Linked DNA regions of Homo sapiens: all the other regions are linked to region 2. Evidence: read pairs that join two places in POLR2A ChIA-PET (ENCODE). Cell type or tissue: HepG2. All regions are shown on one strand. Each heading gives the region's core, and the rest is flanking DNA. Links, peaks and the distances in the headings are about the cores only.

What was found. ChIA-PET counts read pairs that join two places held together with the same protein. Peaks named below come from ENCODE experiments on the same cell type or tissue, not always from the same donor. Only the 100,000 strongest peaks of a DNase experiment are listed, where the experiment ranks them.
Region 1: POLR2A ChIA-PET joins it to region 2 with 18 read pairs; 6 of 35 experiments call an interaction of 5 or more read pairs at or near these places.
Region 3: POLR2A ChIA-PET joins it to region 2 with 41 read pairs; 4 of 35 experiments call an interaction of 5 or more read pairs at or near these places.
Region 4: POLR2A ChIA-PET joins it to region 2 with 12 read pairs; 5 of 35 experiments call an interaction of 5 or more read pairs at or near these places.

Annotation. Positions count from the first base shown.
Region 1 is chr6:155,490,947-155,498,958 of GRCh38, forward strand. No RefSeq gene overlaps it. Among named protein-coding and RNA genes, the nearest start is that of NOX3, 39 kb to the left of the region's middle. In HepG2, for the core only: a CTCF peak has its summit at 4,374 (motif pointing left); DNase peaks (open chromatin) are centred at 2,865 and 4,265.
Region 2 is chr6:155,395,596-155,403,607 of GRCh38, forward strand. NOX3 (NADPH oxidase 3) reads right to left here. Exons shown (of 14, transcript NM_015718.3): 13 at 1,214-1,367. The coding sequence ends at 1,241. Among named protein-coding and RNA genes, the nearest start is that of NOX3, 56 kb to the right of the region's middle. In HepG2, for the core only: no CTCF peak of the experiment used is centred there; a DNase peak (open chromatin) is centred at 3,866.
Region 3 is chr6:155,481,392-155,489,403 of GRCh38, forward strand. No RefSeq gene overlaps it. Among named protein-coding and RNA genes, the nearest start is that of NOX3, 30 kb to the left of the region's middle. In HepG2, for the core only: no CTCF peak of the experiment used is centred there; DNase peaks (open chromatin) are centred at 5,600 and 6,570.
Region 4 is chr6:155,524,942-155,532,953 of GRCh38, forward strand. It overlaps LOC105378068 (a long non-coding RNA gene), which reads left to right. Exons shown (of 3, transcript NR_134597.1): 3 at 697-1,077. Among named protein-coding and RNA genes, the nearest start is that of NOX3, 73 kb to the left of the region's middle. In HepG2, for the core only: a CTCF peak has its summit at 5,491 (motif pointing left); DNase peaks (open chromatin) are centred at 4,190 and 5,500.

The sequences.
Region 1 (8,012 bases), core at 838-5,837, 95 kb after region 2:
CATAAAAAATTCCATTTATACTTGGTGTGTACTAAGTGAGCATCATGGAAAAGTCTAGTTCCTCTTAGGGAAACCACTTAAATGTAGTAGTCAGTTGGAAGGAACTATTGGACTATTATTTAGAGCAATCCTTTCACACTGATCAATGAAGATGAATTTTTGTAGAGTAGCACAATCAGATGTAGCTACATTATGCTTTCATAACATTAGCATTTGTTATATGATTGGAGAAGAGCCCAGAGATCTTGGAAGGTGAAAGGATGGGCCCCTTGAATCTGTTAGTGCTACTTCCACTTGCCCATTCAAAGTGACTGCTTCCAGAGATCCTATGGCATGTTATGCATCCTTGTGCTTTGAGGCCACTGAAATAGTATTAATTTTTTCATGCTGGAGTATGGATTTTTAAAATGCCAAGTTTCATTTAATTATATGGTGAAACCAAACCACACTTCTTCTTAATCAGAAATATTGTGAGGGCAAAGTAGGGAAACCCAATGAATTATAATAAATAATAGTGAGTTTTCCTATAAAACTTACTGAAAGATGCAACAGGTCAACCAATCTATGAACCTCTGGAGGGTAACAAGACAGTAAACTTGACATTGCACAGTATTTGACATACTGTGGTATTTGACATACAGTGAATCATTATTTACATTTTATCCAAAAACATTTACCTGAGAAAAGGTCATGACGTTAAATTTGGAGACATTTACAGCAATTGCCAAATGTTTACTATCTACATGAATGTCATGCTTCTCAGTCAAAAGCAGGTTGATGTGCTAAATGTCAATTATTTCAACTTGTTTGATGGTAGCACAGATTGCCAAGCAACATAAAAAGAGGTTTAATAAATATTATATACACTACTAACCATTAATCTTGCGTAGCAGAGGCTCGAGTTTTACATATAGAGGATTTATGACAAGCAACAGCTCAGGACATTAACGCTCAATTATTACAGTCCTGGATGGTGGCACTACCATTAGCTCCTGGAAGATCACCTTGTTTCTTCTGCTTCTGCTGCCACTTTGGAGGAGGCATCAGAGAGAATGGAATTATTTCAGGAAATAGCACTGTGATTTTTTTTGTGTGTGTTTTCCAGTCCTTTTTAGAATTAGCAGCAAAGGAGGATTACCCAGAGTTATGTTGGTGGGAAATTGAATTGTTCCATTTTTCTAACTGATTATAAGGCATTGTGATACTCTGCAAGAACTCCAAAGACTTCAAGAGAACAGCATACAAATGTTAAGTGGGATACAATAGCACCAATGGAATAAAAAGTGGTGAGGGAGCCAGCAGCAAGGGAAATGTGAATAGTTTCTAGCATGGTTTATCAGCACTAAAACTTGATGAAGGCAAGTATGAACTTTTTTCCTTTTCTTCTAATCGCCACATATGTACATAACAATGGACTCAGTGATATAACCACAAAACTCCCTTGAATTAAGTGATCAAGGTCAATATTCTGAAAAGAGCTAAAATGAACATGCACATATGCCATTTAGTCTTTCTTGATTTCTTTTCATTGGCATCTGAGTCTGAGAATAAACTCAGGTTACTGGCCAATGTTTGATGCTATCTGATAAGCACTTATTGAGCACTACTGGATGCAAGACATGGTACTAGGCTCTGCTATAGGAGAGCATGTAGTCAGGGAGGAAGATGGTAAAACAGTGCAAGTTAGACCATGTACCTATCACAAGAAAGGAAAAAACACAATTCCCCAAGGGTTTAGGAGGAGAAATCATGAGCAGTAGCAAATAAATCTTCATGGAAGCATTCGTGCTAAAGGCGGGTAGGGCACGCTCACATGGAAGCAAGTGTGGAAGAACTCTCAGGCTGGCAGGACACCAGGAGCTGGTGTGAAAAGGGTTGCATCACTGCAGGTGGGCACAATGGTTAGCTTTGCCAAAGTCAGAGGATTTGTGAAGAGAGTGTGGGATGTCAGCCTAAAAATGTAGGATTAAGGTGGCTGGTGAAGAATCTGGAGCACCAGGTAAGTTTGGTTTTTATTCTGGAAGCAAATAGAGTCACTGGAACTCTGAGCAGACCAGAGCTTGCTTGGTGATGTGGTTTGGCTGTGTCCCCACCCAGAGCTCCTATTTAATTGTATTAAATAGCTCCCATAATCCCCAGGTGTCGTAGAAGGGACTGGTGGGAGGTAATTGAATCAGGGGGGCAGGTTTTTCCCATGCTGTACTCATGATAGTGAATAAATCTCATAAGATCTGATGGTTTTATAAAGCGCAGTTCCCCTGCACATGCTCTCTTGCCTGCCACCATGTAAGATGTGACTTTGCTCCTCCTTCGCCTTCCACCATGCTTGTGAGGCCTCCTCTCTGTGAGTCCATTAAACCTCTTTTCTTTACAAATTACCCAGTCTTGGGTATTTCTTCATAGTAGTATGAAAATGGACTAACACACTTGGCAAAGATTAATCTGGGGTGGGGTGTGGATGGGGGGAGGAGGGTCAGGAGAGTGAAAATGGCATTCTGAAAAGAAGAGAAAAAGGGAGACTCAGAGGGGTTGGAATCAGGGCAAGAGGGGCAAGGAGACACACAGTCTTATTTTTAATGGTACATTGGCAAAGACAATCACAAGAAGCAGTGGCATTTCCTTCCTGGGAGATCCTTAACCTCTCACCAGTCAAGGGAGGTTTAAGTGTCCTTCCTTGATAGAAAGACAACTGAGCTAGTGGATCTCTCCATCCTTACAATAAAGGGATTTCTAAAAATGAGTGCAAAAATTTAGTCAGGAGTTTTCTTCCCTTGACTATGTGAGTAATCACAGAAGAATGCTTATGGTAAGCCTCTTACTTCCTACATGCAAATTCAATTCGCCTGAGCTGTTTTGCGGCTTATGCCAGACGTCTTGAGTCATCTCCCCAAGCAAATAATGTAAGCAGTTCTTTCAACATTGAAATGTGGATTTATTCTAGGACCGGAGACATATTACTAGTATTTTCCAGCACTGGCTCTAGGCTAGACAAATAAAGTTTACTTTTAAAAAGGTCAAAAGCACTTTCCAGACTCAAAGTCTCACTCCTTTCAAACTTCTAGGTCACCTGATGCTTGCAACATCATGTACTTATGTTAAATATTGAAGGTCTCTGATAAAATATAATAATATCAGAAAAGGCTAAGTCACTCTGTTATATTCACTTATTAGCCCAAATTAGTCCATATTCACTTATTAGTCCAAATTCACATTATATTTCTTACCAACCACCTAGTAGGGATTTAAAAAAATATTATAGGTAAATGATAGAGAAAGTAAGGGCTCTCCTTGAACAAGTAAGGCAGTGACCAAAAGAAGGCATTGGGAAGAATGGAGTACTTTCAGGAAATAACACCTTGATGTTTTCTTTGTGCTTTCCAGTCAAGTTGATGAATAGATAAGTAAACAAATGGCTTAATTCATAGTTAAAACTAACGCACATACTTACTACCTAATTTTAGCTAGCGTCTTGGGATATTCAATGAATTTGAATGTTATTTTTAATATTTGATTGGCTATATCTGTAAACCATAGACTTCTGTTTCAACTTCAGAGCACGGAACAATGGTTGGAAGTAACAGATGTTTTTTTCCCCACCAGAAGAAAGAAGTATAAGAAAATATACTTCTGCTCCTCAAATAAATAAAGGGTCAGTTCACAAAGTATTGAGTTACCTGAAGCCTGAGTAACCATGGAGTTTGTTTCACTGGTCTGCTGGGTAGATGGGATTTAGATATCAATTGGGTGGCTGGACTAAAGCGATCTTTAAAATTCCTCGCAATTTTGAGATCGTTTGCCAGAAGAGTGCTGAGGACGATAAAGTGATCATATTAAGAACTTAAGCCTGAAGAAAGTGGCTAAAATAACTCAATATGCTTTACATGTCTTAGCTAAGTGATGAATTGGATAGATGCAATACCTCTTGACTGCCAGCTGAAGGGTAAAAAGAAGGATAGGATTATATATAGTGCCAAGAGGAGGTATAATGAGAAATAATACTATGAAATTTACTAAAGGAAACTGAGATCTGAATTAGAAACATTTTTTCAAATTAGAGCTTCAAAATCTAATGTGTTTTGGCACCGTCTCCCAAGGGCAGCCAGAGAAGGCCTTTGAAGAGCTCTGTGCAGCCTTGGTTGGAGCCATTTAAGCAACATGCCCTTTAGAAAATAAAAAGCCTTTCCGGAGGACAGGGGGAAGGGTTGTGCAATTTCTTTCAACACAAAATATTTTGATGTGAGGATTTCTCCTTAGGTTTATCTTCCTCAGACCATTTCTTCTGTAAACAGGCTGCAAGCAGACCCAGGCTTGACACACACAGGCTGCAAATTAAGAAGAATCCTGGGGGAATGCCTGAAACAGCGCTCCAAGCCTGCTCCCTTGTGGTCATGGGGTTAGCAAGACAGCAGCCATGTCTTTGGATAGTTTCTGCCCTCTTTCCTTTTGGAAACTTGGTTTGGAGGAAGCCTAGGCACCTCTGCGTGCCGTTCTTCTCTCCCTTCCCCTTAAGCTAGTACTTCCAATTTTTGTCTGGTGACCCTCAGGCCAGCAGAGGTGGGGAGAGGAGAAGCCTGCCTTTTCCCCTCACGGTTGGAGCTCGGTGTTTCCTGATTATTGAAGCCCACTCGCTTTGCTTTTCCCTCCCTTTTCCCGGGGCCAGATCTGTTCTTCACTTCTCTGGCAAGTACACTCGCCGGCTCACTTGCCTTTTCTGAATCAAAAATGCCACCTCTTCACTTTTGTTTAAAATAGGGAGGCAGCAGCTCAATATATCTGATCAATATTAGGAGCCAAGAACCCCTGGGTCTGAATCAGAGCCCTGGATCTTTCTCACTGTATAACCTAACTTAACAACCATGGACAAATCATGGAAACACTCTAAAGCTCAGATTCTTTATTTGTAAACTGCGGATGTCCTATTTTTCTCACAAACTACCATGGGGATCAAAAGTGATGATATATGTATATGTAGTTTTGGTGGTAAAGTTCTATGTTACTGTTAGTTACTATTGTTCCCAATAAACTGGGTACATCTTTCTTTGGCCTGTTGTATATACAATAACCTCCCAGTGGGACTTTGTCCCTCCTAATAAGATCTAAGTTCCGCAAGAGGGAAAGGATGTTTACTGCCCTATTCTTTAAACCTATAGAAGTGTTCAGAAGGCCATGAGCATCTTTGAGGGCTAAAGAAATCTGAGGGAAGCTAGGAGGTTTATCTATTCTTTGGTAGACAAGGGGCGAAAGAAATCCATGTCCTGTGGCCATGGGAATGGAAGAGGGCAGTACAAGATCAGGACAGGTGGATGAAAGGAAAAAGGGGACTTAGTTTTAGATTTAGGTGCTTCTGGACTTTCTCTGATAGCAGGTATTATAGGCTAAATTGGTGTCCTATCTCCCAAATTGATGTTGAAAGCCTAACCCCCAGTATCTCAAACTGTGGCTGCATTTGGAAACAGGGCCTTTAAAAAGGTAATTAAGTTAAAATGAGATCATTAGGGTGGGCCCTAATCCAGTATAACTGGTGTCCTTCTAAGAACAAGAAATTTGGACACAAACATGTACAGAGGGAAGACCACGTGAAGACACAGAGAAGCATACAAAGGAATGAAGTACTGATGCCTACTGCAATCCACAAGCCACCCAGAACTGTGAGAAAATGGATTTCTATTGTTTCAGTCATTCAGTCTGTGGTTCATTGCTATGGTAGCCCAAGCTACTAATACAGAGGGCTTGGGCTGGTGTAGCTCCATGCTGTCTGGCTGAATAAACCCCACCCTGCCTTCCTAGGGCCTTCTTTCCTCAGGAGTCAGGCATCACCAAAGGTATAGACTTGGCTGTCTTCCTCTTGGCCAGGTGAATACCTGGCAGTGATGTGTTTCTGATACTGCATGTTGTAGTCATGGAAAATATTTGTCTTTGAAGCATCACCCTCTGCCCACGGTATGTAGTTCTACAGGTCTGTAAGAGCACCATTGTGTTCTAGGTACATCATGGTAGACCAGAGGCTGTCCAATGGCCGACATTTAGGTTGTTTCCTTCTGCGTGGCTGGGACTACAGGTGTGCATTACCGTGCTTGACTATTTCATTTTTTGATTTTTAGTACAGATGAGATCTCTTTACGTTGCACAGGTAGGAGAATTGCTTGAGTCCAGGAGTTCGAGACCACCTTGGGCAACATAGCCATACTGTATCTCTAAGACAAGTAATAATAATAATAAAATATTAGCTGGATTTGTTGGCATTCGCCTGTAGTCCTAGCTACCTAGGAGGTTGAGGTGATCACTTGAGCCAGGGAGATAGAGGCTGTGATCACACCACTGCAATCCAGCCTGGGTGACAGACAGAGTGAGACCCTGTCTCAAAAAAAAAAAAAAAAAAAAAAAAGAAGGCAGAATCTTCTGCTTCTGAGGATATAATTGGTGATTTATATCACTAGCCACTGTCCTGTGATATTAACAGGTCTTAACTCTTCACTCATGTTAATAATCCTGAGATGAGGTTCCTCCTCTGGAGTATTGACTCAGAGCTAGCAAATAAGTAATTGTGATCATTCCAAATCACTCACTGCACCTTAGAGAGACGTTTCCGCTCTTTGCAGTTCTTTAGTATCATTCTTAAAGTTTGTTACTAATCTGCTATGCATTAACTAATAATCAGTTATATTATCATCTCCCCAAAGCACAGATGATAATACGTCAATCCTGCTGTTTAGACATTTCAAAACATTTTATTCTCAAAGAAAAGTTAGCTAGGAAGCTAGCTGGGAAGGATAGTTCAAAAGTAACAAGAAAGCCCCTTTTAGAAGGATGAGGTTATTTCCTGGGCAAGATGCAAATACTAACCTGTGTGCTCCACTAACCCACAGTGGACCTCGTGTTCAATGCCTAAAAGAATAATTCAAAGGAAGTTTTCCAATATTCACTGTCAGTTGTGATAGCTTTGACATTGTAGTCATGGTATAAGAGTTAAATAAATTCAAGAGAGAAATATTTATCTAAACTCTCTGGCAATGGTACTGTTATTCTCTTTTGTTAGTGAATAATTGAAAAGGTATCAAATAGCAAAGTTTCAATTATTCATCAAGTTACTTCATTTACTAGACAAATGTCTATAGGCAAATAACTGATACTTGAATTAAAAACTGGCAACATCTCCACAGGTTTGCTTATTGGGTCATCATTGCTTGAATCCTCAAATATAAAAGCTTCATACAAATTGTCTATCAGTGGTTACAGAGGGAGTTTGGTATTTACATTAGTTTTCTATTTCTGCTATAACAAATTACCATGAATTTAGCACTTAAACAATACGCATGTATGATCTCATAGCTCTGAAGGTCTGAGGTCTGGGTAGAGTTTAGCTCAGCTAGATCCTCTGCTTAGAGTCCAGAAGGCTGATTCTTTCTGGACACTGAGAGATGAATCCACTTTTAGGCTCATACAGTTTGTTGGCTGAACTCCGTTCTATGTGGTTATAGGACTGAGGTCTCTATTTTGTTGCTGACTGTCACTTGGGAGCCAGTCTTTGCTCCTAGTCTGCCCATATTGCTTCTTATGCATTCATGTGAGGCCCCTCCAGGAGCAATAGGTTGAGTCACTTTTGTGCTTCAAATCCCTCTGGCTTCTTTTCTGGTACACCTCTGCTGCCTCCAGCTGGAAAAATGTTCTCTGCTCAATTTTTTTAAAATTTCTTTTTTAATTTATATATATATTTTTGAGATAGAGTCTCGCTCTGTCACCCATGCTGGAGTGCAGTGGCACACCCTTGACTCACCACAACCTCTGCCTCCTGGGTTCAAGAAATTCTCCTCCCTCAGCCTCCCGAGTGGCTGGGATTACAGGCTCCCACCACCACTCCTGGCTAATTTTTGTATTTTTAGTAGAGACAGGGTTTCACTATGTTGGCCTGACTGGTCTTGAACTCCTGATCTCAGGTGACCTGCCCGTTTTGGCCTCCCAAAGTGCTGGAATTACAGGTGTAAGCCACTGTGCCCAGCCTCTCTGCTCAATTT
Region 2 (8,012 bases), core at 1,431-6,430:
TTATCAGTGAAATATGTAGATATTACAAGCTACATACCAGTAGTAGTGTCTGGGGCTAAACTTCAAAACAATCTTGAAATATTAGAAAAATTCTAAAAAATTAATCAATATTAGTAGCAAGAATTATAAGATGTGAGGACTACTTTGTAAACATCTTGGGAGTAAAATAGCTGCATAGTATAGAAAGACTGGCGCAATGGGAATTAAAAAAAATCTCAGTTATTTTGTGGGGCAGAAGTTGAGTAGGAGTATAAGTGTTAAGAAGACCACAGACCAAAATGTGGTAGAATAACAAGCATTTGTTAAAAGAGATTGAGAAAGAAATATGAAAGGAAGACAGAAAGGAAGGAAGGCAGAAAGAAGGAAGAAAAGAAAACATAAAATTTATTTGTAAATATATGGCATATAAGCTCTAAGAAAGTCCCTCTTTTGCTCAATACTAGTCACGCTTCTCAATGCATTTTAAAAGGATGTGAAGAGATGGAATTGAATTTGAAAAAGAGTAACAAGATGATGGAAGGGCTTGAATATATATCCTAGGCCAAAAGGTTAAAAATTTAGTATTGTTTGGACCAGAAAAGGGATAGGAAAGGGATGATTTGATTATCATTTTCAAGTATCTAAAGGATTTTTGTGAAAGATAACCTCCATTGGTGATTTCTCCGGTCTACAGAGGATGAACAAAAGCACAAAAGGAGCTTAAGTTTAAAGCAGAAAAGATCAGGTTTGGATATAAGGTGGGTGTCTCTGCCATCAGGGAAATGAAAATTTGAAATGATTTCTAAAGGAGACTTCAAGCCAAGAAGCAGCGTGAGTCTCCGTGTTGGATGTAATGTAGGGAATGGAAACAAGTTTGGGAAAGACAGCCTATGCCAGGGGTCAGCAAGCTCCAGCCCACAGGCCAAATCCAGCTCGCCCCCTGAGTGTGTGGATGGTCGATGTGCGAAAAGTGACTTTTACAATGTTTAAAAATTTCATGTTATAAGAAAATTATATGAAATGTGACTTCAGCGTCCATCAGTAAAATATTATTGGAACACAACTATGCCCATTCATTGACGTTATTGTTTGTGGCAATGTTGGCACTTTACAATGGCAGAGTTCAGTAGTTGAGAGTCGGACCATACAGTGCATAGAGCCTAAAATGATTACTGTTTGGCCCCTTATGGGAAGAGTTTCCCAATCCCTGACCTGTATGATTGCAGCCACTTACACAATGCCTGGACTTGACCTCCAAAGTCTAGAAGCTCTCCTTGTTGTAATAGAAATGAACACCTCTGGGGTCAGCTGATGAATACAAGTGGCACATCTTTTGAAGTGTCCTCGAGAGAGCTTTAGGTCCACAGAAGAACACGCCAATACTGCTGCTGCAGTAGGGGTAAGAAAAGGAAATAAAATGTCACCAGGAGGCAAGGCCAGCCAGAAGCCAAGACAATGATAAGATTAATGAAGTGGTTGTGGCTTTACTTATTTATTTTTCTCCCTCCATGTCGTTTTTTCTTAGATTCTTTTTTTCTACCTACTTTCAGCACCATGCTCTCTCCTAGGTTCCCAGCATCCTCCCCTAAATTAATCAGGGAGGTGGAGCCAAGAAGACTGAGGCTGGAAAGGGGCCATGAAACTGTTGAGGGGTTTTGATACAACACCCTGCAATGTTGGCACTTTACAATGGCAGAGTTCAGTAGTTGAGAGTGGGACCATACAGTCCATAGAGCCTAAAATGATTACTATTTGGCCCCTTATGGGAAGAGTTTCCCAATCCCTGACCTATATGATTGCAGCCACTTACACAATGCCTGGACTTGACCTCCTTTTTGGCCAGGTGACCTTGATTCATGTCTTCTTGGATACGTGACCAGATGTTAACTTCCTGAGAACATAAACCTGGTCTGTTTTATTCCAGCACCTGGAACAGTGCCTGGCATACAGTGGACAATCAACACACATTTGCTGAATGAATGACTAAATGGCTTTCCTGAGTAGTATCTGCGTGGTCTTGGGCAAGTCACTAGACCTCAGTTTCTGCATGTGGAAAAGATGATAAGGACTACGTTGTATGTTTTATCAAAAGCAAGATGAGATAATACATTCAAAAGGGTTTTAAAAAGGTTAGTTATCACTAATATCCTGTTCAGCCCTGCCTTTTTATAGATAATAAAATTAATGCTAAAGTAATAGCAATTTAATTAATTTCTCCTGTTGGAATTACTTTAATTTTCAAAGAAGGCCAGAAGGGAGAGCTGGAAAAGAAAAAGACATTGCTGAAAATATAGTCACCCAAACGTTGTCATCTCTAATCTTGACATTTCAGAAAACTATGTCAGAGAGATACTTTTTGCATATAGTGGCTATCCCAGAGCTGCTCAAATGCCTTGCAACTTAGCCTACATATAAACACCACATCTGCACAGGGTTTCAAAGTTGTTTCTGGAAGTTGGGGTGCATCAGTCTCTATAGAGATTTTTAGAGACCATGTCTTTTTTCTCTTGTCTTGAATATTACTATTCTTTGTAGCATTTTTTCCAATCTCTAGTATAAGCTGAATTAGTTACTCTAGTGTGGATCAAAAGTTCTCAAGCTTTACTGTGCATAAAATCATCTAGGCAGATTGTTGAAATGTAGATTCCTAGGCTCGAATCCAAGGAATGCATGTTTAGTGAGGATCTCGGGTGGTGTTGAGGCAGATCGCCCTGTGAGCCTCACTTTGAGAAACACTGTCATCAAGACATTCTTTGGGCTTCAGGACCAGCTCACTATACCATCTCTGTTTCTTCAGACATGGATCTTGCTGGGAAGTGCCTATAGAGCCTAGTTCTTCTTAGCTCATATGTTAACATGGTTCTCTGCCATGTGTCATAGCCACATTTTAACTGTGTGTTCCAGGACCATCACATCCACAGTAGAAATTGATGGTTCCCCTGCATTTCAAACTCCAGCTTCAAAGGAACTTATCAATGGCTTAATTTACAAATGACAATATGTTTAAAATGTAGCAGTACTACTTTCAAAGAAATCATTCCCATGGCTAAATTTGAGAAAGTAATTTTTCAGAAAATATTTCCCATGGAAAGGTATGAGTTTATGGCTTAATGAAGAGATTTTGAGGTGTTTATGGAAATAAAAGGCAATGGTTAAGAGTGCTCTTGGCTCCACCACTTCGTTGCTGGGTAACTTTGGGCATGTCAATTACCTTCACAAAGCCCCCAGTTTCTCATCTATAAAATGGGGAGAATTATAGAATCTAGCTCCGAGAATCTCTGTGAGGATCAAGCAAGACATTGCAGGTCTGGCCGCTGGTCCTGTGCTTGGCACATGGTGTGCTCTCAGGAATGGCTAGCTTCCTGATATTATTTTCCCACGCGATGGCTATTGGTGTCTGCCTGCTCCGTGAAGCTGAACAGAAGAGGTGGTGCGGGGTGTTAACACAGAGGTGATTATGTAGACTTACTGAGATCAGCACTAGATTTTTGAGCTCTGGACTGAAACATTTTGAATGGTAGATGGATCAGGCGAGACCCTTCCCAGTGAGGAGTCACAGCTTTGCTTTGTGTCTGATGCCCAGAGGTGTCCTTGCATCTATTTTCAAAGATGCTGTTATGGGTGGTGATATTTTTCCATTAGTGTAGATGTCACCAAAGAGATTGCCCACTGGCCCACTCCAATGGGCTAAGACTGCTCTTTCGTTTGCAGCAACAGTAACTGCAGACCTGATGGTGCCCTTTGATGCTCTGCCTTTAAGACTCCATTTCAAAGGATTCTGATTGCTGCTGCCTGGTGTTCTCCTGGTGTCCCCAGCAGTTCACAGCTCCCCTGAGTCTTTTGAAGTTGTGGCTATCACACTGCACAGCTAAGTCCACACTTTACTCAGGGGCCATATCCGCCGTGGTGATGCAATCACCAAAAAGTCTCACAAAGGCCATTTATTATCTACCTTCTGCTAAGGTGGAAAGGTCAGCCCTTCACTGGCTCTCTGTGCATCACTGTCCCCACAGACAGCACAAGCAGTTTGCCTGGCTTACTCTTCTCGGCATTTGTGACTCCAAGTATGGAGAACTTCTTGTCACAAATGCATACTGTGAATCACAGGGCAGAGAATCCAAGCCAAGTGTTTAAGGGACAGATGTGGCAGCTTCCCTTTTTTTTTTTTCTTTTATGAGGCAACGGACAAGTGCAACAGAACCCTAATGGGGTTGGTAAAGAAAAAATTCTTCTATAAAATTTAATTACCCACAATCGCTTGGAATTAAATAGAGATTCTCCGCAAAAGAAGTATAAAAACGCAAGGTGCTATTCTTCAGTTTACAGCCTGCAAGCCACAGAGCTTGCACACGCATGGGGGAGCTGGATCGGGGACAATGTTAATGGCATTGATCAGTCTGGGCTGCTGACTTTGATGAGAAAAGGACAAATTTTACACAAGCTGCAAAGATGGCTAACATTCACAGCATTATTTTTAGCTCTGATAAACAATAAAGAAAATTCTCCTTTCCCTCTCTATGTCTGCTAAATAACTATTGTGCTCTTCTCTGTGGGGTTGGTGCATTTTTCAAAAACAGTTCAGCGATGCCATGCATGAAAGGCATCCAAAATATCACCCACCAGGAGATTTCAGCCCAGCAGATATATGGGCGTGTGGGTGCGCCCGGGAGTGATCCCACCACCTCGCTGAATTCCCAGGTTCTGCTGCCGTGAGCCCTTCTCTCCTTAAATTGTATGTTTGTTTTTATGTGTTGGCTTTTATGCTTGGTAAGTTATAACCCTGTAGGGGCAGACCCTAAACCCTATTTAAAAAAAAGCAAATTACTTTATACCCTGAGTGCATTCTGCAAATAAAATCGATAAACAGAAGCTTCCCGTGGATTTATGGAGGCTTAGAAAGAAGATGAGAGCTACAAACTCTGTATCAGACAATGGACACAACTTCTGGTTAATCCTTTCTAGTGAGTGTTTTTCATTAGAAATGCCTCCAAATGATTCATCACATAATTATATTTTGTACAACACCTTCTTTTTTCAGAACCGCAGATGATAATTGTGCTGGCCAGCTTTTTTTTTTTTTTTAACCTATCTCCCAGTTAATTTGTAGCAGCCTACGACATTACTTTTCTCTGTGTCCTAATTACTCAGTTGCTCATGAGTTGCTGCAGATGTCCCTAACCAGGCTCACTGTTGTGATTCTGCTCCTGCCCACACTCCACAGGCTCTGTTTTCTTTGGCAGCCAGAACTGTGCTGTTCGGACACTTGTCCCAGCTCCCTCATTGGTCTCATGGTGCTGCCACTTGCACATACTGGCCATTTTGCTAGGCTCTGAGGTGCATAGATAAAGTTGCTTATAGCTATAAGCCCTTGAGAAGCTTATGGTCAAATGGGGAAGAAAAATGAAAGCAGATGACTTGTAGCATCCGATCCCAGGGAATGGTAGAGCCATTTTTGCCAACCCTTCCCCACCCCAATAAAACAGTAACATATATATGCCTTCATGCATAAGTAACCAAATATTTTGCCAAACTAATAATTTGATAGATAGGTAATGCCATTGAAGAAATTTTGCAGTATAATGATAAATCCACCCTGTACTCACCCATCTCTCCAATCCCCCCTACCACAAATGGAGTAATTTCAGCAATTTTTATTGAATCTTCACTTGGGTCTAACCAGAGAGATTGATGCCCTCTCATGGGAAGGAACTATGGGAATATGCTGACAATTTCCTCATCATAAGTTTATGGTGTCTTTATTTTTCCCATGAAGCTGTAACTTATCATGTGTTGTATTTCCATTTAAGTCTATTTCTTTGAGTATTCTGAACATTTTAGTCACATAATGAATGTTTAGGATATCCTGTTAGATAAAGGGCCCTGTATGCTATAATCAGAATGCTAATTTCTTAAAAATATCATTTTAAAACATTTTGCACATATGCACATACAAATGAGAATTGAAGGGTGCATACACAAGCAAATGTGGGTCCAGATGGACACATTTACTCAATTTAGTATAAAGGTATTTTCACGTTTCTGAAAACAATAGGTGGTCTAAAATACATTCATGCAATATGGATTAGAAGCCCCCAATCATATGGTAAGTTGACACCTTTCTTCATCGTTAGGTTGGGTTAAACTGTTCTAACAAATGGTAGTACTCTTCTATTTTTTTTTCTTCAAAGTTAAAAGAAATACGTCTACTGAAATTACAAAAAAAAAAAAAAAAATGACCAAACTTTAAAGTTTTTATGGTAATTAATTACATCAAATTTACACCTAAAAGGCGTGGTGAAGTTATTAACAGATAGGTCAAAAGTAGAAAACTACAAATATTATCTGAAGGGTAAGATCAAAGATTTAAGGCCTATGGAAAATTATTTTATTCAATTAATTAAAAGCAACTGATCCACAAATTCAGAAAGCTGAGTATCCGTACAATGTGTGTTTATCAAAAAAGTAACTAGATGTGACAACGGTATTTTTATTTTCATTCTGTCTACCTTCTTGGAAATATTTTCCTGATTTTCTGAACATTTACCTAAAGCTTGTGAACGTATTGACAATGTTTACAAAAAATGCAATACAGTTTCCATTTTTGAAAAAGATACCTTTCTCTAGATTAGTAAGACATAGATGGCAATGAATGTATTTAATTAGCCTACTATATTTTAATTGGGAGAATAATTTTTAATGTTTTTGTTTCATAGTACTTTTCTGTGCTTTATCTAACTGAAATACTATACAATTTTCACATGCATGTGAATTTGAATATATCAATAAAAGGCTTATAATGCATCCACTTAATATTTGTTGACTGTCTTTCAAAACTATACTTGTGTTTTTGTAATATAGCTAATATAATTACCAAAATTAATTACAAACAAAAACAATAGAACACACTTTTCTATTTTCTGTCAGCCTTTGATCTATTTTTAATTTTTCTTCTCTCTCCCTTATTTGTATTCATTTTGATGCCCATCAATTTGTTTCTCTATTACTGTTATTTTTGCAATTTTCTGGTTCCTTTATAGCTTGTACTACTCTCTTTGATCTGCTTCCCTTCAAGCTTTATTTTTGGTCCTGTTTTTCATGTTCTATAAAAAATCTTTTTGCCCCTCTTCACTTTATTCTTTTGATTTAACTCCTTCTTAGAACAAGAACAAACTCCAGCTTTGAGTGAACAGGTAAATATTTTTGAAAGAGTAAGTCCGGAGAATCCTCGGCTTCGTGCTGATGAATAGAAATGGTTGAGAGCCTACTTCAAAGGCCCTCAAGAACAAAGAACCTTTTCTGAGGCCACTAACAAATCCACCAATTTCTTCTGACCCATCTTTGCCAAAAGATATGAGCTAACGACAGGACAGAACCGTCTTGTAAGAGTAGCCAGGCAGGCTTGGGAACAAACATATCCTTGACATAATAAGGGGAAAACATACTGTTTATCTCTTTAATAACCATCCCGAGGAAAATTAATGTTACTTTGTCCTTTGTGCAGAACAGTAATTGGATTGTGTGTTTCATTTACATCTGGACAAAGGCCAGGATATTGAAATACTTCTCAATATTAGATTTTCTTGTTTAAAAATTAGATTTTATTGGCATTCTCTTTCCGAGATTTCTTCATTAAAAGCTTCATTAAACATAAATCTCCTTTTACACAGCAGAAAACAAAATTATTTTAAGGAGGTCATTTTAAAAGCCTTTTGAAAGGGTGGTGCTAAGCTTTTGACCGAAGGCTTGTCTTTTCCCAGGGATCTGGCATTCCAGGGACAAAATCATTGACTTTGCCTTCATGTGTCTAATATTAATGACATGGATGCTTGAAGCTATATAACAAGTTACCATGTTCTAGAGTCTAAGGCTATTACAAATATGATATTAAAAAATTTGGGACTGGGAAGTATGCTGTAGAGGTTTGATTCAGTGATTCCAAACCTTGGGGGCCTCGTCTACTCTGGAAGAGATGAAGTCATCCATCAAGGAGAGAGAGTTTGCATAGCTACCGTGCTGCAAAATACAATTGAGCA
Region 3 (8,012 bases), core at 2,664-7,663, 87 kb after region 2:
TGGCTAGGATGTCTCTTTCTTAAAGCATCTTGAAGTGATTTTAATGAGCAGCCAGTGTCGAAAGCTACTAGCAAATAAAGACATTCCTTTAAAGAAAACTAAATTTTTGGCTGTGACTTTTGGAGATGCAGGGGTGGGGGTGGGATATGTATGTCTTTCAATTCACTGAGAAGCACCTAGAAAAATAACCTATAATCCCTGCTTTCATTTCCTCACTTACCATTCTCTTTCAAGTGACTGCAGTTGTTTCCACCCCTGCCATGGCACACTTCATAGATGGCTTTCTAGTTACAGAATCTATTGACCTGTGGGGTTGATCACTCTCTTTTTTGCTTCCTCCTCCCTTGACTTTAATGGCAGCTTCATCTGGTTCCCATTCAGTTTCTCTAAATTGTTCCTTATCAGTTTCCTTCATGGACTCTCCTGCCTTTGTCTGTCCCTTAAATGTTGGGGTTCCAAAGGTTTTATTCTAGACTCTTTTTTTGTCTTATGCTACGTGTTCTCCATCAGTAATCTCAGCCATGCCCATGGATCACTCGCATGCTGATATTCCTGAATATTCTAGTAGAAATGACAATATAATAGTGATTTCCGAACTGGAAATTGAGTTCACATGATGATGAGTCCAAATCTCAATTTCTAGTCCAGAACTTCACCTTGAGCACTAGCTTTTGAATTACCAAGTTTATTGTTGTCATTATTGTTGTTGTGTATCTGGGATAGTTCCTAAAGGGGCTTACTTATTTGTTTTGGATTAAGTGAATCTACCAATAGACAAATGGTCACAAAGCTAATATCAGACCAAACAGTTTGGGTTTGATCTTAGAGGCAATTAAAAATCATTGATAAATTTTAAAGCAGCAGACTGAAATGATTATAGATGTATTTTTGGAAAGATAACTCGAACCAGAGTTTAAGAGATGGATAATAGGTGAGACAGATCATAAAGAGACAAGATAAAAATATGGCAAAGCTAATATTTATTGAGTTTGAAGGGGACTAAAATATTCTACCCCCAAAATATGTCATTTTGGCATAAGGATCATTTCGAGCACTTATTTTGCTGCAACTGAAGGAATAGCAGACACAGGAAAGGCTCTAAGAACATAAATATGTATGGAACTAAATATTTTTTTCCCCTCTTGTTAATATGTCTTTCATCAGTTTAATTTGCCAGCCACCAGTAACTGAACCTAAGAGGGTAGAGGAAAAAAAGTTTTTCTTCTCCTATCATTTCATACTATTTTCCAGGCACTGAGGTATGGACTTTACATGCATTGTCTCACTTAATGCACACACTAGCCTGCGAGAAAGGTTTTATTATCATGCCCCATTCGCTAGGAGGAAGACTGAGGATTAGAGAGATTTAGTAACTTGCATGGAGTCACAAAGCAGGTTAATACTGGAGCACTAATGCCAGGAAGAAATTGTGAAGCCTTGAACTAAAGGTTTGGGTGGTAGAGGAGGGAAAGGAAAAACGAATTCAAAGGTTAAAGGAACAGAACTTGGCATCATAAAGGATGGGGCGACAGTGAGGCTAGGGGATTGATATGGTGGTGGTTCAGGAGCTCGAGGTTGCCAAGGCTCGGGGGTTGATATGGTGGTTCAGGAGCTCGAGGTTGCCAAGGCTCAGGGGTTGATATGGTGGTTCAGGAGCTCGAGGTTGCCATCCTGAGCACGTCCATTCATCTTGGTAGGTTTAACAACTGAAAGCTTTGGCCCCACTCAATTATCTGCTTCTAGATAGAACTCATCATTTTACATAAGTTTCCATTGACATTTAGGGACTTACTGTTCCCTGCCTCCACCTTGAAATTATCACTGTTTTCTTCCATCTGTTCACATTATGTAAATTGTGTCAATGCTTCAAGACCTGTATTTCAAGTATTATCTCTTCCATGAAACCTTTCTTCTAATTTTAGTCAATACAGACTCTCTCTCTATTCCTTAGGATGTATTATATACATCCAAAAATTTAGGCAGGTGATCCCAAGTTGTAGCTCATACTGTTTAAGTACATAAACTTCAGAACTGGAAAGACTATTGGCTCAAGTTGTTACCTGTTGACTTGGGCAATGCTATGTTTGGAATGTTTATGTCTCCCCCAGATTTGTATGTTAAAATTCACCACAAAGTGATGGTATTAGGAGGTGGAGACTTTAGAAGGTAATTAGATCACAGAGGTAGAGCCTGAACCCTCATGCATGGGATTAATGCCCTTACAAAGGAGACCCTAGAGAGGCCCCTTCCTCCTTCTGCCAGGTGAAGTTGGAGTAAGAAGACGACTGTTTGTAAGGAAGTGGACCCTCACCAGATTCCGAATCTGTTGGCATGTGACCTTGGACTTCCCTGCCTCCAGACCTGTGAGAAATACATTTCTGTTGTCCATAAGCTACTCCATTTATGGTATTTTGTTATAGTCCTGAGTGGACTAACACAGGCAAGGTAACTAACTGCTTTGAGCTGAGCTTTTCTTAGCTGTGCAATGGACTATCAATGACAATGAGTATGAAGTATAGTGAACTTTAAATAAAGTGGATAAAATGCTTAGCACCTTGCCTGACACAGCACTTTCTAAATGTTGGCTACTACCACCTTTCTTATGAAATGCTGATGTGTATCTCAGTGTTCTCATAGTGTTCTGCTTTGTACTTGCATGCTTTGGCTTCCCAGGAACAATGTAATTATCTCAAGGGCAGGGAAAGTGCTCAGCACATCTGGCAAATGACTGAACACTCAATAAGTGCTGAATGAACGGATGATTGCACAACTTCTTTTGCATTTCATTCAGGGGCTAGCATAATATTGGACTCATACTAGACACTTAATAAACACTACTTGAGTGTTTTAAAATTATTATTAAAAAAACAATGATGAGCATGATCTTATGCCTGATTAACCTAATTGAATGGAACTCCAAATATATTGTAACCAAAGGAATTTTCTCTAAGTTTCATAGCAGCAGAACATTCTGCTGATGCTGATGCCTTTTCTTGGTATCATTACCATCAGTGTGAATATCTTCATCTAGAAATTGATATTTCTTTCATATGTTTGCCTTTGTTAGAACTTGAAGGATGGAGTTCCTTGGTTTGTCAAGAGGATGTAACAGAATTCCTCCCTTCCTCTCTCCCTCTGATTCCTGCTTCTGTCTCTCCCTTTTGTCCTTTCTTCTCCATTTCACAAATGTATAGCACAGGTCTACCATGTGCAAAGCACTGTACCAGCACTGAGGACCCAAAGAAGAACATGAAGATTAAAAGGAGCAAGATACAATCACCAGCTCAAGAAGCTTATAATTTGGGGTAGGGCACAGACCAGTAAATAGACAATTACAGAGCAATATAATAGAAGAAAACACAGTGTTATGAGGCAAACATAAGGACCACTAACTGAAGATTCATTACATCATTTTCTGTCATCCTAGATGTATTCAAGATGTAATTCTCTTAGAGTATTAAGTTAATGTAAAAAACGCATCATTGTGACCTTCAATCTAGAAGATGTAGGGCAAAATTAGGCTGGAGCATCTTTTTCTCCTGTGACATTATACATCTGATTTCACTGAAATATGGTACACAATTACTGGAAACGAGTGCCTGTAAAAGTCCATAAAACCAAGTGACTTTTCAAGATATAACAAAGGTAAAAGGCTACTGGCATCACTGTCTATGAATCATCTCATTATCAATATTCTAGACTTTGAAGTGAAATAATAAAAAGTTTACTTAAAGCAACAGCATCAAATAATTAAGCAATTCTTTCGTATTTAATACTAATATTTCAGAAACAGGACTCCAGAGTATTTCCAGATGTGCATATGCTGATTGATTTTTAGGTTTATCATCCTTCATTTTATAACAGAAATGATTTCTTATACATTGATAGAACGTAGTGTGATTGTAGTGACATTTTTCACCTTGACATTAACTGAAAACATGGTGTAAATGGAAAATTATAGAGGTAGCAAGGCAAAGGTTACAACACGTGTGAAAACATTTTTGTTTATTTGTATGCTGTATTTCATTATCTGCTGTGTTTACTTCTTTTTTAATGTGTTAATTCATATCATTAAGTAAATGTCTCCACATATTCATAAATGTATCCCATATTCCTAATGCTAGAGAATATCACCAATGTATCTGACTTATTACAAGTCAACAGCTACGTATGTATTTGTGCTGCCACCCCTGTGACAAACTATAAACTTGGTATTATTACAGTAGCCATTTATGGAAAATGGAATAATTATGCCGCTGCTTTAAATTATAGGCAGAGTTCTCACTGGAACCATAAACTGCTAATAAGGGTTACATCCATTAAGCGTTAATCAGGCTTTTCTTTCTGCAGTGAGTTGGCATTTCCGTATCTATAAATTTATTTACATAAGAAATTGAAAGCAATCGATGAAGGCTACTGGAACAAGGACCTTCAAATCTCATGAAGTTGTTATCTGCATCATTGAAGATGGCATGGTCCTAAATCTGCTCCCAGTGAGGCTCTTAATGAGTTGTCCTTGGACCCTGACCTGGCCTCACGATCAGTGAAACCAACTTGGTTTTCTGTTACTTTATGCTATTTTCTGAGTCAGATTTGCTAGGTTCCTATTTTGATCTGGCTTGGCGAGCCAATTAAGGGCAGCAGAATCTAGCTGAGACAGTATGCCTTAGCCCTTTAGATCACAGAGGTCAATGGTAAGGGCTCTGGAGTCACATTGCCAGGGATCAGAACCTAATCTATCACTTGCTAGTAATATCATCTTGAGCAAGTTCTCTCTGAACTTCTCTTTCTTCAACACTAGAGCAATAATTGAATCCACCTTTTAGTTTTGTGCAGAGGATAAAGTTGAGAAAGTGTGTGTATATACATGACACTTGACAAGGGCCTAGAACACAGTAAGTGCTCAACAAATGTCAGCTATTGCGAGACTCACACTTTTCAATTGTTAAGATCGATATAAACATGTCAATTAGGTTTGTCCTCTCAGATCCTTATTCTGGTGATCTTAGTCACTTTCTTAGACTAGTGTGAAAATGTATACATCTAATAGAGTAATTGGTGGTAGACATGTAATAGCTCTGAATAGCGTTAGCAAAATGACACAGATATTCCTTTTCAAATTTTAACAAAGTATTCACAATAATTGCCCTGTAGGTGAAAACAAGAGACAAAGGTTAGAAAACATCGCTTTCAAAACAGCAGTTTCAAGGTTAGAGATGCAGTAAAAACTAGTCCTATGAACCGCCAATAAAAATGAAACAATGAACATAGGAAATATAAAGTAGCTAGTATTCTTTGTAATGGACACAAAAAATTGAGTTTTACCTAGTTTCGTTTTGTAAAATATCAACATTAGATTCCTCTGTATTGATCATGGGGTCCTTCCCATTTTCATTCAAGGTTGGCAAATAATTTCATGTATACAAAACTGCTTTGGTTTTCTAAGGTCATAGACATGGATACGGTCTGGTGGAGAGAACATTAGAGTAGAAGAGAGCAGCCCTGCATTCTTACCTAATCTTTTCCTCTAAATAGCTATGTGATAATCTACTGACCCACTCAGGTTGCCCAATGTACAATAAAGGTGCTAGAGTAAATTCTCTTTGAAGGTCCCGTCTATCTCTGATGTTCTGTAAGCAAGGAAATTATTAGGATGTCAATACAGATTTGCAGTTGCAAAAAACCCTTATCTATTTAAGGTCCAAGCCTCTCTTTGGTGGTGTAATGGTGTGTGTTTACACTGACTTGTTCTTGTTCTCACATTTGCAGCATGGCTTATGGCAGAGGAGTTGGGGAAAACCGTCACACTAGAAATATTCAAAATTACAGTCTATTTAAAATAATTAAACAATAGCTCTGTATTGCGCTATTGTGTTTGCATTTAGAATAGAATAGCTATTTAATCTGTATAACAATTTGAAACTAATGATGGTTAAATCACCTAATACTGCTTGATACCAATACAAATTAATATGAAGTTTAACTCCATTTGTAGGAACCTTAGTGTCTCAAGGCACTTGTATTAGATCTCCTCTAGAAAATGATTTAAAAACATTCTGACATCAAATCCTTCTTGACTTTGGGGACTGAATTTCAAAGTACAAGTATTTTCATTATATTGGATCATAAATCTCCTCCATAGGAAGTGTTGTTTCCTTAGATTCTAGCTTTTGGCTTATGCTTCTAAAAACAATTATACTAATAAAAATGTCTAAGCAGAGAAGAGGCCAGAGGAGCAAGTATATTAGAAGCCAGAACAGGACTTTTTGTTTTTTTTTGTGACAGACAGAGAGGAATAGACAGACACCTCTTTGGCATTCAGCATTATAAAACACAAGATTAATGCAGTTCTCAATAAGAAGGCTAAGTGCATAAAATAAAAGAGATGACCATTATCCATCTCAGTGGATATGCCTCCAACTTACGAATCCCAACAATACATAAAAAATACATGATGTTATTAGGTGGTGGAAGCTGGCAATATATTGTCCATAACTTATTTATATAAGGCTGTCCGGAGTAGCAGTGTTTAACTCTGCTGGGTACGCAGATAGGAGGTGGGGCTTGAGTCGTTGTTTGCTAAGTCAGAGGGTAATCCATAAATACTCCTTGAAAAGAGATGAAACTTGGGACTTCTTAACCTGTCTGTCATTATATCCTGGACCAATTCTCAGTTTTCTTACAAGCTTATACTGAGCTGACAAAACAAGAATTGTCTAATCGTTTTGTCTAAATTTTGTACTCAGTTGTTTACCTCACTGATAGGTTTATTATTAATTAATTATTTTTTGAGAAGGGTATCACTCCCATTGCTCAGGCTGGAGTGCAGTGGTGTGATCTCGGCTCACTGCAGCCTCTACCTCCCAGGCTCAAGTGATCCTCCCAACTCAGCCACCTGAGCAGCTAGGACCACAGGTGCACACCGCTACACCGGGCTAATTTTTTGTATTTTTTGTAGAGGCAGGGTTTCAGCATGTTGGCCAGGCTGGTCTCTAACTGCTGAGCTCAAGCAATCCACCCTCATTGGCCTCCCAAAGTGCTGGGATTACAGGCATGTAATCCGCCCTTATTGGCCTCCCGAAGTGCTGGGATTACAGGCATGAGCCACCATGCCAGGCCTCATAGATAGATTTATTAATTGAACAAATGTCACCAAAATTAGGAACTGGTGGTTGAAGTCGATCATAGAGCTATCTGAAAGGACTGCTGCTGTCTCTGTAGCTAAGATAGTGGAGCCGATTTGGGACTTCCCCAGGAGTAGGTATGGTTGGGATATCAGTAGTCTCAACAGAGGGAGGTTGTATGCCATTTGGGAGGGTCCATTGGCATTGATAAGAAAGGTAAAGGAAACAAAGTTCAGCCACAGGGAATCCTGAATCTAGATGTTTAGGGATCTTAGAGCCCTGACAGAGACAGCACACAGTCAGACTAAGGTCACTCATGGGAGGTGTATTCTTTGGACAGTTAGGAGAATTCATGGTGATGTCTACTATTTTCTGTCTCTCCATTCTGAACATTGTATTTCCATGACTACCTCTGAAGTTTTGTCTACATGTAAACTACTTTCACTCCAAAAACAAAAAACAATTTCTGGTTTTAAAGATTTTAACAAAAAAAGATTTTAATTTTTATTTAAGTAGTCATAATAATGAGTGGATAAGGCCCCCAAAATGCCCATAAAAATTGCTAAATGTTTCTGCAAAAAGTACTCCATCCAGAGCTGCTTCTCACCGTTCATCCCTTCACTGTCTCTTTTTGTGGGGACTAAAAGTTTCCCATTAGTACATAACAGACAGTCATTAAACTTTAAACGTGAACACACTCTCCCAATCTATTTGGTAGGAATAGCACATGTCTTTTCAGGTCATCAATTTACAGGGAAGTTAGATCATCTTTTTTCTGGGATACTGTGCAATTGATTTCTCAAAGGTCACCAATGAACTCCTCCAAGTGAATTGAATTTAAAATTTAGCTTAGCCTTAAAGGGCATTGCAGTTCAATGGTCTAAATCA
Region 4 (8,012 bases), core at 1,835-6,834, 130 kb after region 2:
TTTTAACAAGATTCTCAGGCGATATATGTGCATTTTAGATTCCAAAGGCATTGAATTCCTTTTTGTCTACTTCATTCATTGATCCTTTAGTAGCCTTTCTACTCTCCTTATATATTTTTTAGAGAATAAATTTATTTTTAACAATTCTGGATCACTCACCCACATACATTTGTAGAGTTTAAGACTTCTTGGTTGCAATGATTAGAGCTAATATTAGTCAGATCATTTTTCAACTATCTGAAGGCAAACCAATGAGAATCCCTAATTCCTGACTTAATGGGTAAGCCAGTTCAGAGCTCTTTCTGTCTCTCTCTCATACACACACACAGCCTGCCAGTGGGTGTGTAAAAGTCTAGTTTTCTAGTCACAAGTAGAGAGTTGGTTAAACATTATAGGTTTGAAGCACACTTTAACTGATTCAGTAATTTTAGGGGCGCTGGCTGTCAGGAACATAATTGGTTCCTATAAAATTCTATTGCTAGATTACTTGGTTTGGGAAAATTGTTTCCCGATAGGCCATTACTCTTGCAAGGATATCTTATCCAAAGAGAGAAATGACTGATCAAACTTATAACAACTCAATACAGTTAAGTGTAACCTTCAAAGTCTTGGGGTAAACTTATTTATAAAAAAGGAGCAAAACATTATAGATAATTGACTATTTAACTTACCCTTGTTTGCCTCCATCTGTGAAAGGAGCATCTTTGATGGGTTGAGAGTACTAATTGTATCCTAGACTTGCTCATCCCCAACACTGAGGCCCTGAGTCTGTACCCTGACTTGGGGGCTGAACTGGAGCAACTCTTTGCTCTGGGAGAAGAGTTAAAAGGAGTTCACAATGTTCAGGCCCAGCTGTCTTTTGGGAGAGATGTCTGCACTGATTATGGATCCAAACATCAGAGAGGAAGTGACAACTTTTCAGAATCCTTGATTCGAAGTCAAGAAAGCCTAGAAGAACATGCAAGACAACATTCAAGCAGAACCCAGGGATACTATGCAGAAAGTCTTTCAATTTGAATACTTTACTTATTTCTTTACTCATGTGTGTATTTATTGAATAAATAGGTATTAAGGGCTTGTTTTCTGTCAGGCACTGTTCTACGTACTGTGTTTATAGCAATGAAAAAAAAAAAAAAAAAAAAGAAAAAAAAACAGTAAAAAGTCCCTGCCTCTGCAGCTTTACAAATTCTAGTAGGAAACCCTGGAAAGTTTTGAGTAGAGGTGAGATGTAACTTGGTTTATGTTTTAGGAAAACCTCTCTGTCTGCTCTGTTGAAAATGGATTGCATTTATTAAATAGAATGGACTGGTGGACTATCAAAGACACCAGAGTGAGGCCTTCTTTCTGTCCATTTGAGCTTAAGAGTATAGCGTCTCAGACCTAGTTGCTTAAGACTTTAGAACGGTTCACTCAAAACAACACTTTTGATTGACCATCTTATAATAAACCCAATGGTGGAGGAAACTCTTCTCCTGAAGCATTCCTGAAATCTTACCTGAGTAGACCTCTCTTCATGCAGGGTCTCTGCAGGCTGAATGCCTGGTACAGACTACCATAGAAAAGCCTTCCTAAAAATTACAGTAGCTGCTAAATGTCTCTTGAAACTTCGTATCAGCATTTTATTAAAAATTCAGGTCTTGATCTCTCAATATATTAACTTGCATGAGAAATGGATTTGGGGATTAAGGGTAAAGAAGCTAACATTTGTTGATAGCATATAATGTGCCAGACTCTTTATGTACATACTTTCATTTAATCCTCATACCAACAATGTGTGGTGCAGTAGATATTGTTATCCCTAATTCACAAATGTGGAAAATGAGCTCAGAGTGGTTAAGTATTTTCCCCTATCCCATGACTTGACAGTGTTATGAACAGGACTGGGAGACCCAAGATACCTCCTTCTCACAACATAGCTGCTGCTGCTGTCACGTCAATGATGACTACTACTGTACACTGAAGGCACCACTATTTAACTACTCACCATTATTACACCATTTCAAATTAAATGAATGTACAGATTTATGACTTTTGCAACCCTTGCAATTCTGTTATTAGCCTATAATTGAGATCGTTCAAGCATCCTCCATCTTGAATTGCTTGCTGTACAATATCCCTGCCAAAAGTCTGGCTGGCAAAGTTGATAGAGCAGCATAGAAACAACCATTGTCCATTAGGAAGGCTACCTTCAAAAGGACAGAAAATAATAAGTGTTCGCAAGGATGTAGAGAAATTGAAACTCTTATGTACTGTGGGTGAAAATGTAAAATGGTGCAGCCATTATGGAAAGCAGTGTGAAACTTCCTCAAAAAAATCAAAAATAGAATTATCATATGATCCAACAATCTTACTTCTAGGTATATATCCAAAGAAATTGAAAGAATGATTTCACAGAGATATTTGTGCAACATTTTCATTGTAGCACCATTTACAATAGCCAAGAGGTAGAAGCAGTCCAAATGTTCGTCAATGGATGAATGGGCAAATAAAATGTGGTATATACACAGAATGGACTATTATTCAGCATTAAAAGGAGAAAATTTAAAAAGCACAAATACTGTATAATTCCACTCATATGAGGCATTTAAGATAGTCAAAAGCATAGAAAGAAAGTAAAATGGTGGTTGCCAAGGGTTGAGGGAAAAGGTGTTTAATGGGTAAAGTTTCAGTTTTGCAAGATGAAAAGTGCTACAGATATATTGCACAACAATGGGAATGTACTTAAGACCACAGAACTATACACTTAAATGGTTAAGATGGTAAATGTAATCGCATGTGCTTTTTACCGCGATAAAAAATATTCAAGGAAGAAAGGTTATCTACTGATTAGTACCTAATCACCATTGCCACTTGAAAATCCAAGACAAGAATTAGCAATATATTTTTATCTTAGTTGACAGTAGGATCTTGGATAATTAATATTTGTTGGTGGTTTATTTTTAGGGACAAGAAACATCATTATAGATGCTTCTCCTGTATCATCTCTCTTTCAAACAACTGATATTTGATGGTGTATCTAAATTCATTCCTTTTGGTATGATATGGCTTTCTTTTGGCATTGGTGGTATTTTAATGGGCAAAATAAGTAATAAGGCACTTGTTATTTAAAAATTAGAAGTGAGCATTCTAGTCATCCATTTCTTCAAATTTTCTAAGCTCTACCCTTCTTCCAAGTTAGGTCACCCAAATGCTATATGCCTGGAGAATATTAGTGTTTCCCTTTCTGTAGAAGTGGTTCGACAAATTCCCAATACATTAACATGTTTTTGACCTTTATCCAGGGTCAATCTAAGAAATGGCTTTATGAAGAATACCTCTCTATCATTTGTAAAATTGCTATTAAACACAATGTTAATTTATGTTTCTTATAAAACACACTTGCATTCAATCTCTCTGATTTTTTTTATTTTTTATTTTTTAGTTTGGGAATGTTTGTCTATTTTTCTTATGTGACTATATTCTTCATTTATTATAAAATGAGAATGATATCACCCATTCTGTTTTCTCTTTACCTAGCCTCTAGGAAATCCAGAGTCTATGTTTATATGAAATTTAATAATTATTTAGCCCAGATTTCTGGCATCATTACCAACATCATCACTATTAAGCATTACATCATTGCTTTGTATTTCTTTGTGAATGAACTTTAATCCTGTTACGGATTTAACTGTAATTTCTGAGCTTGTATTCCTTATCAAACAGCAGGGAAGTCTCCCAATTTGTCATTGGAAGGCTTTTCACTTCTGTGCTATTACCTATTGAAGCATTTCTCAAATGTTTAAAAACTGTCCCTAAAGGCAGAAAGAATGAATGAAAATCCTGAAGGGGTTTGGGAGTGTATCTCAAGTAGCTCAGTGCTGGCATAATATTTCTTTGTATTTTATGTTTTATCTCCTCCAAAAACACATCTGCATTTTTTAGAGATAAAAAGATAATTTTTAAATCACTTATCAGTCAACATACTTACCTTTTCCTTTTTAAATCTTTGAGTAAAATTAATACTCAAGGTAGATGTACTATTTTTATCTTGTGACTTTGAAACCCCTTTGATTCCTGACACTAAATGTAACACAAGAGAGACATTGAGAGCTGAAAGTAAACCTGCAAATAACCTTTCCCAATCCCTTCATTTCCTGTGTAATGAAACTTGGGTACAGAAAAGTTCAACCAAGATCTCCCAGAATAGATTTTGTTTCTGGTCTCCTGGGCCAAAGGACTTCCTGTTACATCACATGCCTCATTCTATGGCCTTGCAGCCTAATGAATCATACAAGAAGGCAGGATCAGATGATCTGCAGCTCCCTTTCCAGCCCTACTATTTTGTTTTTGTGCTTCTGAAAGCCATGACTACACTGAGCTCAATAATATAAGTGGAGTTAAAAATAATTAAAGACGTCAATAGCTGTCATGAAGATGCCCAATATTGTGTAAAGTAGTTTGCATCCTAAACACACGACTCACATGAGAATATTTTGAAGGATGCAGCAATGCTCCTAGAACACTCTGTACACAGAGGTGGGTGAAAGTTTGCATTTAAATTTCAACGTTCTGTTCACCTCTATTTTTATATCAGAATGTAAATGTCACAAAGACAGATATCATCAACAGGGGGATATTGTTTGTACGTATCAGTTTCTGGATATAGATTCAGGTCCCTGAGTTATTATTCTTTAGTTAGTGCTGTCCAATAGAGCTTTCTGGGGTCATGAAATGTTTAATATCTGCTCTGTACAGTATGGTGGCCACGAGCCTCATGCGGCTATTGAACACATGAAATGTGGCTAGTGCAACCAAAGATCTGAATTTTATTATTTATTTATTTATTTTTATTTACTTATTATTATTATTATTTTTTGAGGTGGAGTCTTGTCTTGCTCTGTTACCCAGGATGGAGTGCAGTGGCACGATCTCGGCTCACTGAAACCTCCGCTTCCTGGGTTCAAGTGATTCTCCTGCCTCAGCCTCCCAAGTAGCTGGGACCACAGGCGCCTGCCACCTCACCCAGCTAATTTTTGTATTTTTAATAGAGACAGGGTTTCATCATGTTGACCCGGCTGGTCTCCAACTCCTGACCTCAAGTGATCCACCCGCCTAGGCCTCCCAAAGCGCTGGGATTACAGGATGAGCCACTGCACCTGGCCTGAAGATCTGAATCTTAAAAGTTAAGTGTAATAAATGTAAATAGCACATATGGCTTCTGGTGACTGTATTGGACAGTGCAGCCTCTGGGTCTTATAAAAGAGGAGAGATATAGAATTGGAGGAATGAGGTGATCAACTTTCAAAACACAGATACGAAGAACAGGCAAGTCATTTTCTTTTACTTCAAGTCTTTCCAAAGATATCAAATTAATCATTGTTAATCATATTAAGAAATATCTCAGGAGAGGAAAAATATTTATCTTTTTCTTAAAAAAAAGACAATTTAGTGACAGTCATAAAATTAACTGCTTTAAAACGGGGGAAAAAAGTGAACACTAATGCCATCTTGTGGATTCTGGATGCTGGGACATGCTCAGGTTTTGTGAACGTGTGTTCAGTGACAAGCCATGAAGTCCAGAGAGTAGTCACATTTGCCTTTCAGTTATATATTTTGAATGTGTTTGCATGAATTATAGCCAGAGGGCTTCAAAGAATATCCACACATTAAAAATCAATCTTGAAAAAATAAATAATCTTTTATTCTTGATTGACTTGAATGGCTGATAAAGGATGGGCAACTATCTGAATTCAGTAACAATGAGTTTTTGAAAAAAAAAATCATAGTTGGCGCCTGTTTGGGTTCATTTCTATAACAATAATTTAAAACATTTTCCCAATGTCTTCCTTTACCTCTTTAAAGTATCATGGAAAATAAAAAGGAGATACAAAAAAGTGCTTAGAAATTTTCAAGATCCTTGAATCAAAACAGAACTATCTTTCTATATTTTATATATCTGAAAATGTTTTTGATTGTCATGTATAGTTATATTTGCTTCATCACATACCAACACACACACACACACACACACACACACACACACACACACTCCTGCAGTTATTCAGTTCCCTTTTCTCATCTCATATTCCTGTCATTAAATGAGTTGTACGGCCCTCTAGGACAAGAACTCTGCCTTTGGTACCATAGTGCTTGTCAAATATTAAGTGTAATTTACACTTATTAATTGATTTGTCTTCTGGATCTCCTTCTGCTAAGGCTCTCACAGATACTCTCCTGGCACAAACAAGGATATAGGAATTGTTTTTATCCTATAAAATGCTTATCTGATAAAGTTAAAAGGTAATAAAAATGATTTTACATACATGATGGCGATAAGGAGGAAAAATCCTGCACGTGTAATTATGATGAGGCATAAGGAAGAAGAGATGATGATGTATACTTTTTTTCTTTCTATCTGGCCCAAAATGGTGCTGATGATTTGTATTGGAGACATCTTTTAAATATAGTATTAATAAATAGACTTTAAATTATTTGTTTGGAAATTTAAATGTCATCATTGTGTTAGGGTGTTCAATAAGCCTAAATTTGAAGGGAGGACATTGTAATTAATGATGAATTCAGAATTCTGAATTTAGAATTCTGGAAATTTAATCTAGAAAGTAATAAATCATGTGTATTGATGTATCCATGAGGCAGAGATTGAAGAGAGGAGAGGAGAGGAGGGACATCAGAAGCTCAAGCATCAAAAGATTATTTGTCTCCAAAAAAGAATTTATTGGTGCTATAAAGTGGAACAGGAAGACACAATACTGTTCTATAGAAAGAAATTGAGGATTTTGAACATATTGTGATGAACATAAAGTGCAATGTGTGCTGTAAAAGATAAAAACATCAAGTCTGAGGCAGCAAGTCCAATAGAAATGGATTAGGAAGAGTAGCTAAAGCTGTAATAAGAGACACGGTCATTTAGGTTCACCGGTGGAATCAGGAGAAAAGAGCTTCCTAGATCATTGACATAAAAAGAGACTAGAAGGCTTAGCTTTTGCTGGGAATAGGAGAACATATAGACCCAGAAAAAGATATCTGAGAAATAAGAGACAAATCAAGTGTAATTCTCAAGATATAGAGAAGACAGCAATATTAAAGATACTAAAGCTGACAATAATAAAGTTTACCATGTGAAAACCAGGATCATTTCAAATGAAAGGAGAGAGTTCTTTCCCTGCCTTATATCCTGTTTCAGGAATAAATTTATTTTCCAAACATAGGTCAATAAAATAATAGTAACAGATTTTAAAGGTTTGTACACCAAGAACTTAAAAGGAACATAACTTATATTGGGAGACATTCATGAAAGGAAACTCAATGTTAGTATATGTAAATTCATTTTTTTTCCTGCTGGAATAAAAGTAAAAATGGTAAAGGCAGTGAGGAAAATTTATCTTTATCATATATGTTTAAAAGAAAAAAATTAATCATTTCATTTATGGCAATATGGCAGACTAGATGATTTGAAAACTTACCTGCAACTAACATCTAGACATGTAGGATAACATATAACAAAAGTTATTCGAAATATAGAGCTGAATTTGAAAGAAAACATGATATAGTGGCCAGAAAGTAAGAAGGAAATGAAAATCACTCTAGTAAGTGTGAGCTGAAACTGTGTAACCCTGGAGTATTTGACTGTCACAGAAACACTTGTATAGAGATAAGAAAAATTGGGAGTTAGCAGGGAAGAGAGGTGGAATTGATATAGATTATAGCGTCATAAAGCCAAGACCCTTAAAGGGCTATGTGCTTAGTGAAACGTAATCTTAGAAAAGTTCTACATATCAGCTCCGAAAGATGATGAAGATGATTGTGTGTCTCAGACTCAACCCTGGGAATTAATAAACTTAGGCATAGCTTCACAGTGATTTGGGGACTGAATTTAGATTGTCTGTATTGTCTGGAAACCTCAAGTTAAGAGATGAACATAAAATGACTCTAGGCTGCTGATAGTCCTGGGACTCCTCGCAGAGAAAAAAATCACAAGGAATACTTTAAAAATCCAGATGATAAGATAGATA